Regions from separate parts of the Homo sapiens genome. Here region 2 is linked to region 1. The links are chromatin contacts, found by Hi-C or POLR2A ChIA-PET in ENCODE. All regions are on one chromosome and are shown on one strand. The core of a region is the stretch at or near the end of the contact, and the rest is flanking DNA. Distances in the headings are between cores, read along the strand shown.

The links. A loop is a pair of places that touch in the nucleus more often than their neighbours do. ChIA-PET counts read pairs that join two places held with the same protein, here RNA polymerase II (POLR2A). Pooled maps may share reads with other maps.
Region 2: a map of naive thymus-derived CD4-positive, alpha-beta T cell shows a loop between it and region 1 (6-fold over the local background). The contact joins the enhancer-like site here to the promoter of SCRN2 in region 1. A Hi-C loop is called at or near these places in 2 of 168 maps with a recorded cell type or tissue (lower leg skin and naive thymus-derived CD4-positive, alpha-beta T cell) and 9 of 50 pooled maps. POLR2A ChIA-PET finds 5 or more read pairs at or near these places in 2 of 52 experiments (A549 and Caco-2).

Annotation. Positions count from the first base shown.
Region 1 is chr17:47,840,023-47,844,040 of GRCh38, forward strand. It overlaps SCRN2 (secernin 2), which reads right to left and starts at 1,251. Exons shown (of 8, transcript NM_138355.4): 1 at 1,186-1,251; 2 at 648-821; 3 at 169-350. The coding sequence starts at 821. RefSeq lists enhancers at 720-819, 723-1,278, 3,101-3,150.
Region 2 is chr17:48,072,392-48,076,569 of GRCh38, forward strand. CBX1 (chromobox 1) reads right to left here. Exons shown (of 5, transcript NM_001127228.2): 3 at 3,610-3,787; 4 at 2,615-2,709. Among named protein-coding and RNA genes, the nearest start is that of NFE2L1, 26 kb to the left of the region's middle. Within about 2 kb of position 2,125, at least 5 of the 41 ENCODE cell types and tissues checked have a DNase peak (open chromatin) inside an H3K27ac peak, as active enhancers do.

The sequences.
Region 1 (4,018 bases), core at 1-2,500:
AAAGGTGGCTGCTGCTGCAGCCTTCTTCACGAAGGCACAAGGGCAAAGTCTGCAGAGAGGAGGAGGCCCCTGTGAACCAGGCTGGGGGAGGGATGGATGGGCCCAGGTCAAAACTCAGCCCCTAGATTTCTGGTGTGTCAGGCAGATGAGGAAGGGCAGGGTCTGCACCTGAGTAGGTCCATGCCCAGCAGGGCTTCCCCCTCCCCAACTGGCTCCTTCGTCCACACAGCCTCGTTGCCAATGCAGACACCATGCTCGTTGGCGCCCATCTCAGCCCCCCATAGCCAAGAAGGACGGCTCAGAATCACAGCGTGCGTCTTCGACACCTGTTCCACTTCAATGTAGGTGCACTGGAGGTGAGGGAGGAGAAAGGAAGCGTCCACTCATAGAGGGGCGGCCCCTCGAGTGTGGCACTCTGCCAATTACCTTATAGATCCCTTTGAGGAAGGTCTCATTCCCATTTTACAGAAGAGGAAACTGAGGTAGACTGAGGCTACATAATGAGCTCAGGTCCAGGTTGGTAGACCTAAAGCTCATGCTCTTCCACTACTTCTGGCAGCCTCCCAGGTGTGGGGAGCAGGGAAGAAGGTCTTAAAAGAATGCAGAGATCTGCCACACCTCCCAGCACCCCATAAAGTCTAACCCACCTGGAGCCGGCTCCCAGGAGTGTGAGTGCCTGCGGGGACAAACACCACCTCCTGCACCTCGTCCCGGGGTCGGTCCGAGTTCTTGGCAAAGATCACAGCCGGGATGGCTGAGGCCGGGGGCACGGAGACAAAGCAGTCGCAGGAACATGGGGAGTCAGGGCTCGACGACGCCATCTGGGGAGAGGCGGGCCTCTCCATAACCCTGGCCACGGCTCAGCCCCGAGGAGCAGCCTACCCCCACACGTGTAAAAGACGCGCAAGGAAGACACCGCCGTGGCTCCTGGACGCTCGGCGCACACACCATGGACGGGTGTGCGGGAACGGAGGTGCCCACCCTCTCCCCAGGCTCCAGGCTTGGGAGTCCGCAGGCGGGCACTCCGGGGGTCCCGCCCCCACTGGGAGTCCCGGCCCTTCGGAGCAGTCGTGGGACCGTCCCCCTCGCTACCCCACCAAGAGTCCTGCGGCCCTGCGCATGCCCAGATACCCGACCCTCTTCTGTCCAACCCTTCTCTCACCCCCAGTACTGTATTCCCCTCACCCTCTCTTCCTCCAAGACCCCAGCTCGGTCCCGGGTGCCACCTCCTCCGCTTCTGGCCAGGGCCGCCCCATTGGGCGGAGACTCTCAGGTGACCTGGAAGGCCTTCGGCCTCGGGGTCGGAGCCGGAACGGAGCCTGCAGCTCCGCCGTTTTCCACCAGGGCGCGCGCCTGCACCACTTCCCGGAGCAGAGCGGCCTTGCGAGTCCCACCTGGCTCCCTGTCCTACCCAGGCGCCCATTTGAGGCCTGACAAAGGCTGCTAACCCCACGGAGTCACTGCGGGGAGCTGGAGCTGGGGGTGGAAAGGATCCCGCGTGAAAAGGGAGACTTTGTCAGAGAAAGGGGACTGCTGGGACATCTGGAGATTAAGGAAGAACCTCAGATACTTGAGTCCTGGTTTGAATCCCAGAGGCGCAATCCCAGGCTGGAGGCGCCTAGGGGAATAAGATACAGAATACGAGAGTGGTGGAGGCTGGGTGCGGGGGGCTCGCACCTGTAATCCCAGCACTCTGGGAGGCGGTGGTGGGAGGATCACTTGAACCCAGGAGTTCAACACCAGCCTGGGTAACACAGCAAGACCTCGCCTCTACAGAAAATATTTTAAAATTAGCTGGGCGTGGTGGTGCGTGCCTCTAGTCCCAGCTGCTCTGAAGGCTGAGGTGGGAGGATCTCTTGAGCCAGAGAGATTGAGGCTGCAGTGAGCCAAGATCACACCGCGGTACTCCAGCCGCGGTGACAGAGCAAGACCCTGTCTCTTAAAATAAATAAATAAGGGAAAGTGTGCACAAAACCCATCTGATCCCAGAGGACCTATCTGTCTGATAGTGCTCAAACCCATAGGAAGATCGCTTTAAAGGGAAATTTAGAACTTTCTAGTTCAAAGATTTGGTGCCTTTACCTGTAGTGAAACTGAAACCACAAAGAAGTCTTGGCCAAAGGTGACACACAGTCATGTGGAGGTACACTCTGATCCCAAATGTTTTGATTTTCAGTTCATTTTTCTCTACAAACCATCTCTCCATAGCCATCATTAAGACAAATGCATCTTACACCCTTTTGCTCTGTGGAGCCCTCCAGAATGGAGAGAGGGGAGATGCTGCAGGTTATCTGCTTCTAGGGGTTGCACTGAATCTATAGATGGCTTTGAGTAGTATGCACATTTTAGCAATAGTAATTCTTCCAATCCGTGAGCATGAAATATCTTTCCATGTCTTTGTGTCTTCTTCAGTTTCTTTCATCAATATCTTATTTTCAGAGTACAGATCTTTCACCTCTTTGGTTAAATTTATTCCTAAATATTTTATTATTTTGGTAGCTATTGTAAATGGGACTATTTTCTTGATTTCTTTTTTGTATAGTTTGTTATTAGTGTATAGGAACACTATTGACTTTTGTACATTGACCTTGTATCCTCTGACTTTACTGTATTTGCTTAACAATTCTAACAGTGGGCCGGGTGTGGTGGCTCATGCCTGTAATCCTAGCACTTTGGGAGGCTGAGGTGGGCGGATCCCCTGAGGTTGGGAGTTCAAGACCAGCCTGGCTCACGTGGAGAAACCCCATCTGTACTAAAAATACAAAATTAGCCAGGCGTGGTGGCACATGCCTGCAATCCCAGCTACTTGGGAAGACTGAGGCAGGAGAATCGATTGAACCTGGGAGGCGGAGGTTGCGGTGAGCTGAGATCGCGCCATTGCACTCCAGCCTGGGCAACAAGAGCAAAACTCCGTCTCAAAAAAAAAAAAAAGAAAGAAAGAAAGAAAGAAAACAATTCTAACAGTGTTTTAGTGGAGTTTGGCCTTCTTTCAAGCCTACTGTGCTAGGGTGCTGGCGGTCAGTCATGCTAGGATTAATGGGAAGGTGAAGGCTGTTTCTGATACAGTGTCGGGGAGGGATTGTGAGGTTGCCAATTAATGTCATTCCAGAAGCAAACATCGAAGCTGCGTGCTGAGAAATCTGGGCACCTGAAGCAGCTTGCAGGAAGGCGGGTTCATCTCCTGCAGTTTCCCGGCTTCCCACTGTGGGGCGGAAACAGGCAGGAGGAGAGGCAGAGAGAGGCCACAGCGCACCCCCAGGTTGCAGTTTCCAGGCTGTCTTCTTCTCTGTCACTTTCTCATTTCTTATTTCATTCACCCACCCTAGAGGTTAGGAGTAGATTCTACTTCCACTTCCCAGGAGAGGAACCCAGAGAGCCAGCCCAGATGTTCTGATTTCCCTAACCCTTTCCTGGGCCATCCATGATCCTCCTGCCAGGCACCCCATCTGAGGGGGGTCAGAGGTGGCTTTGGGTTCCGTCGTGGGGGGGATGGGGGGCAGGCCAGCCAGGCAGCATTTCCAGCAAGGAAGCAAGTGTCAGAGCCCCACCAAAGGCCCCTGCTAAGAATGCAGGTCAGCGGGAGGAGCTGCATGGGGAGGAGGGGTGGCCCCAGCCCTGCCCAGACAGGCCCAGCCGGCCGCACAGCTGCCCTCCTGTCCCTGGGGGCAGCGATGGGGGTAAAGGAGGAGGGGACTCACCAAGTTCCTGGGGTCTAACTCCCCTAGAACCAGGAAGACAAAAGAGGCACCTGGAGGAGTGGGGCTGGCATAAGGTCTTAGGAAAACACACCTGTCCTTCCTCCTCCCAGCCTTCTAAATCTAGCAGCAGGTGGAAACAAAACAATTGGCCCCAAACCAGTCTGGTTTCCTCTACAACCCCTAAATCATTCATTCTGATGCCCCTATCCTAAGGTAGCCATAAAGGTTGTGACCCCAGGATCCCAAATTAAGTTATGGGATGGGCCAGCCTGAGTACCAGATTTGGCTTCGAGAAATTGGGTTAGGGTTAGAGTGGTGGA
Region 2 (4,178 bases), core at 875-3,374, 230 kb after region 1:
ACACTTCCAAATGCTATCCTCGCATAACTTCCAGGTGCTTTGAAATGATGTTTCAACATCGGGAGTAGAAAATGAGGGAGCTGTAGTTTTCTGAATTTTAAAATGTTTTCAAGTGGCTGGCCGCAGTGGCTCACACCTGTAATCCCAGCACTTTGGGAAGCCGAGGCAGGTGGATCACGAGGTCAGATCGAGACCATCCTGGCTAACACGGTGAAACCCTGTCTCTACTAAAAATACAAAAATTAGCCTGGTGTGGTGGCAGGCACCTGTAGTCCCAGCTACTTGGGAGGCTGAGGCAGGAGAATGGCGTGAAACTGGGAGGCAGAGCTTGCAGTGAGCCGAGATCATGCCACTGCACTCCAGCCTGGGCGACAGAGTGAGACTCTGTCTCAAAAAAAAAAAGTTTTCAAAATTTGAAAATCATACACATTATAAGGGAATTAGGAGTAAACTCTTAGGCAGGGAGCAGTAGCTCACGCCTATAATCCCAGCACTTTGGGAGGCCAAGGTGGGCAGGCCCAGGAGTTCAAGACCAGCCTGGTCAACATGGCAAAACCGTGTTGCTACTAAAAATACAAAAATTAGCCAGGCATGGTGGCGTGCGCCTGTAATCCCAACTATTCGGGAGGCTGAGGCACAAGAATCGCTTGAACCTGGGAGGTGGAGGTTGTAGTGAACAGAGATCGCCTCACTGCACTTCAGCCTGGGTGACAGAGCGAGACTCTGTCTCATTTAAAAAAAAAACAAACTCTTATCTTCAGGTTATTAGGAATGTCCTAGACAGAAGCAGTAGCGTAAAGCAAGCAGGAGACACCTGATGACATCTCTGACAAAGCACCACCCCAAATCTCTAGAACCTTAATAACAGGAAATCAGAGCCACATAGTCCCATAGAGCAGAAGAGTAAGCTGATAATGTATGTTTTTGAACAATGGACCCAAGAGAATGGGAGGGAAATGGGAATCTGAAGCATGCTGCCATTTGCTGACAGCTGAACAACACCCTCTGAGTTAAATTTAGTCATTTCACTCCCCAGAAATATTTACTACTTTTAGAAATATACAAAAATCTCTATTCTCCAGTAAAATAACTTTTTAAAATGTACTTTGTCTTATAATCAAATCCAGTTTTAACCTGTAGACAGCAGTGAGTCGGCCAGGTGCAGTGGCTCACGCCTGTAATCCTAGCACCTTGGGAGGCTGAGGTGGGTGGATCACCTGAGGTCAGGAGTTTGAGACCAGCCTGGCCAACATGGTGAAACCCCATCTCTATGAAAAATACAAAAATCAGCCAGGCGTGGTAGCACATGCCTGTAATCCCAGCTACTTGAGAGGCTGAGGCAGAAGAATCATTGAACCCGGAGGGGCGGAGGTTGCAGTGAGCTGAGATCGTGCCACTGCACTCCAGCCTGGGCGAAAGAGTGAGACTGTCTCAAAAAAAAAAAAAAAAAAAAAGACAGTAGTGAGTCAACCAAAGGAGTACAATCTTAAGCAATATGGAGATACTACTGTAACTCACACTGGTCACATGCAGAAAAAGTATATTCTAGCTAAACTGAGTAACTCACAGTATAACTTCTCCCACCCAATAAGCAGCATCTTAAAAATGAACTTTTCTCTTATAGGTTAACAATAAATCAGCTAAAAGAGGGGCAGCTCCAGTAACTGCCTAGGGAATACATAGAAGAGAATAGGTTAGTTAGTTGTGACTCTGGCTTTCAGTGGTGCTAAAGTTAGGCCCCTCCAGCCATACTGTAAAAGAGGATAATTAGTACAGACACGAGTTTCAGAGTAAGTTCTGGACTGACAAAAGGACAAAGCTCCATAGACTGTGTGTGTGTGTGTGTGTTTTAAAGGACAAAGTTTCTAGAATGCTGCCTTCATTGGCAATGGCTTAGAATTATTCCTTCCAAATTTTAAATACAATCATTGAGATCCACTTTGTGGGGAGAATGAGCAAGAAATAGGAAGAATGGCCTTCTTTTGACAGAGTAGGAAAATTACAGAGATTGTTGGGATAACTATCTTCATTAGGCTGTTTCATGGAGTATTACTATCACTGGTATTTATACTCATAATGGAAAAAAGCAGGCTTGCTCTATGCTTGATAGCAGTTAAGGAGCCTTGCTGACCCCTGCTGGCTGATCCTGTAATTGTAGAATCTGCACAAATTGAAAGGGATCCAACAATTAAGGACAAAAGGAAGAACTACAGATTCTTTCCTAACCCTGAGAATTTAGCAGAATTTCTGATTCTGGGGCCAGCCTCATCTTTATTAAGGAGGTGGTAGAAGGAGAGGGTGGTCCAATCACATTTCATTTTCTCCCCCTTTATTTACAGAAGTGAAATGTAATTCCTTCCCACACTCTTTCCACTCTAGATTGTCTCCCACCTCCTAAAAATATGGGCAAAGACCCAAGATTCCTAAGGGCTCCTACCTGTAACTCATGAGTCCAGGGTGGCAGTCAGGCCGAGGGTCACTATCGAAGGACTATGCCATCTTAACAATTTCACACTTGGGTGATTGGAATTTCGAAGGTCCAGCTCTTTTCCTCTGGCATGAAACCAATGGGAGAAGAAAAAAAACAACCACACAGAGCCACTGGCCGACTCACCATTTCATCAGGAACATGAGCTCTCCACTGGAGTCTGTAGCTCCAATAATCCGCTCCGGCTCCAAACCTCGAGCAAAGCCTCGTGGCTTTTCTGACTGTAAAAACAAGATGGGTAGAACAATTTTATCTATATGGGACTATTATCCAGACTGGAACCATTCCTGTGTCTCTGATTAATGTAATCACAAACTCTTTTTTTTTTTTTTTGAGACGGAATCTCACTCTGTCGCCCAGGCTGGAGTGCAGTGGTGCGATCTCGGCTCACTGCAGCCTCTGCCTCCCAGGTTCAAGTGATTCTCCTGCCTCAGCCTCCCAAGTAGCTGGGACCACAGGCACATGCCACCACGTCAGCTAATTTTTTGTATTTTTAGTAGAGACCCAGTTTCTCCGTGTTAGTCAGGATGGTCTTGATCTCCTGACCTTGTGATCCGCCCGCCTCGGCCTCCCAAGGGGCTGGGATTACAGGTGTGAGCCACCGTGCCCGGCCCAATCACAAACTCTTTTGCCAATATTTCACCAATACCTTGGCTCAAGTAAGAGAGCTGTTAGAATCCTTTGGAGTGATTATTCATCAATGTCTGAAGCGCATGAGATTTTCCCTATGTGAAAAGGGACATACAGCCCAAGCAAAATCAATGTTTACAACTATCTCTTCACTCTCAAAAAACAACTTACTTTAAGATACTGATTAAGTCAAAATAGCCACCTCACACCTTTAATGATTAAATATTGAAAACTATTTTTTACAAGAATGAATTCACTTGCCCTTATATCTGTCCCCAGCAAGTTTTCCATTTACTGCTCCTGTACCATGGATAAAAAGTAAGAGATCATGTGGCTTCATGACAGTACACTCTCACTTTGTAGGCATTAGCCTACCTAAGATTTCAGGACTAAGAAGAGACAGCTGCTAATATCAGGGAAGAAGCAGAACAAAACTACTTTGACAGTAGTTTGAATTGTGGGCTAGTAAAAATTCTTACTTCTATTCTTACCTCTTCTTTCTTCTTCTTTGGTTTGCTCTCCTCTCCCTTATCTTCAGAATCAGAATCAGCTTTGCGCTTGCCTCCCTCTGATTTATCTGTCTCATGTGCTGTTTTCTGTGACTGCAGAAACTCAGCAATGAGGTCGGGGCAATCCAGGTTCTCTTCTGGCTCCCATGTGTTGTCCTCACTGAAACCAGAGGGCACAGCAAGTCACACTTTCACTCAAATAAGTATACTCATACTAAGGATAATCGTAAGAGGACAAGACCTCAGATGTCTATGGAAAAGCTGAAATTCTTGGGGAATGGGGAAGCTTTTTAGTATAAATAGAAAGCTAAGAAACTGGCTTCCTTCAAAGGCAAATGACTTTTATTTGTCAATTTAAATTGGTCTGTAGCCACACACAAAACTGTTTCTCAGCAATCACTATGGGCTGGGTACAGTGGCTCATGCTTGTAGTCCCAACACTTTGGGAGGCCCAGGTGGGAGGACTGCTTGAGGCCAGGAGTTAAGAGACAAACCTGGGCAACTAAGCGAGACATGGTGGTGCATGCCTGTGGTACCAGCTACTTAGAAGG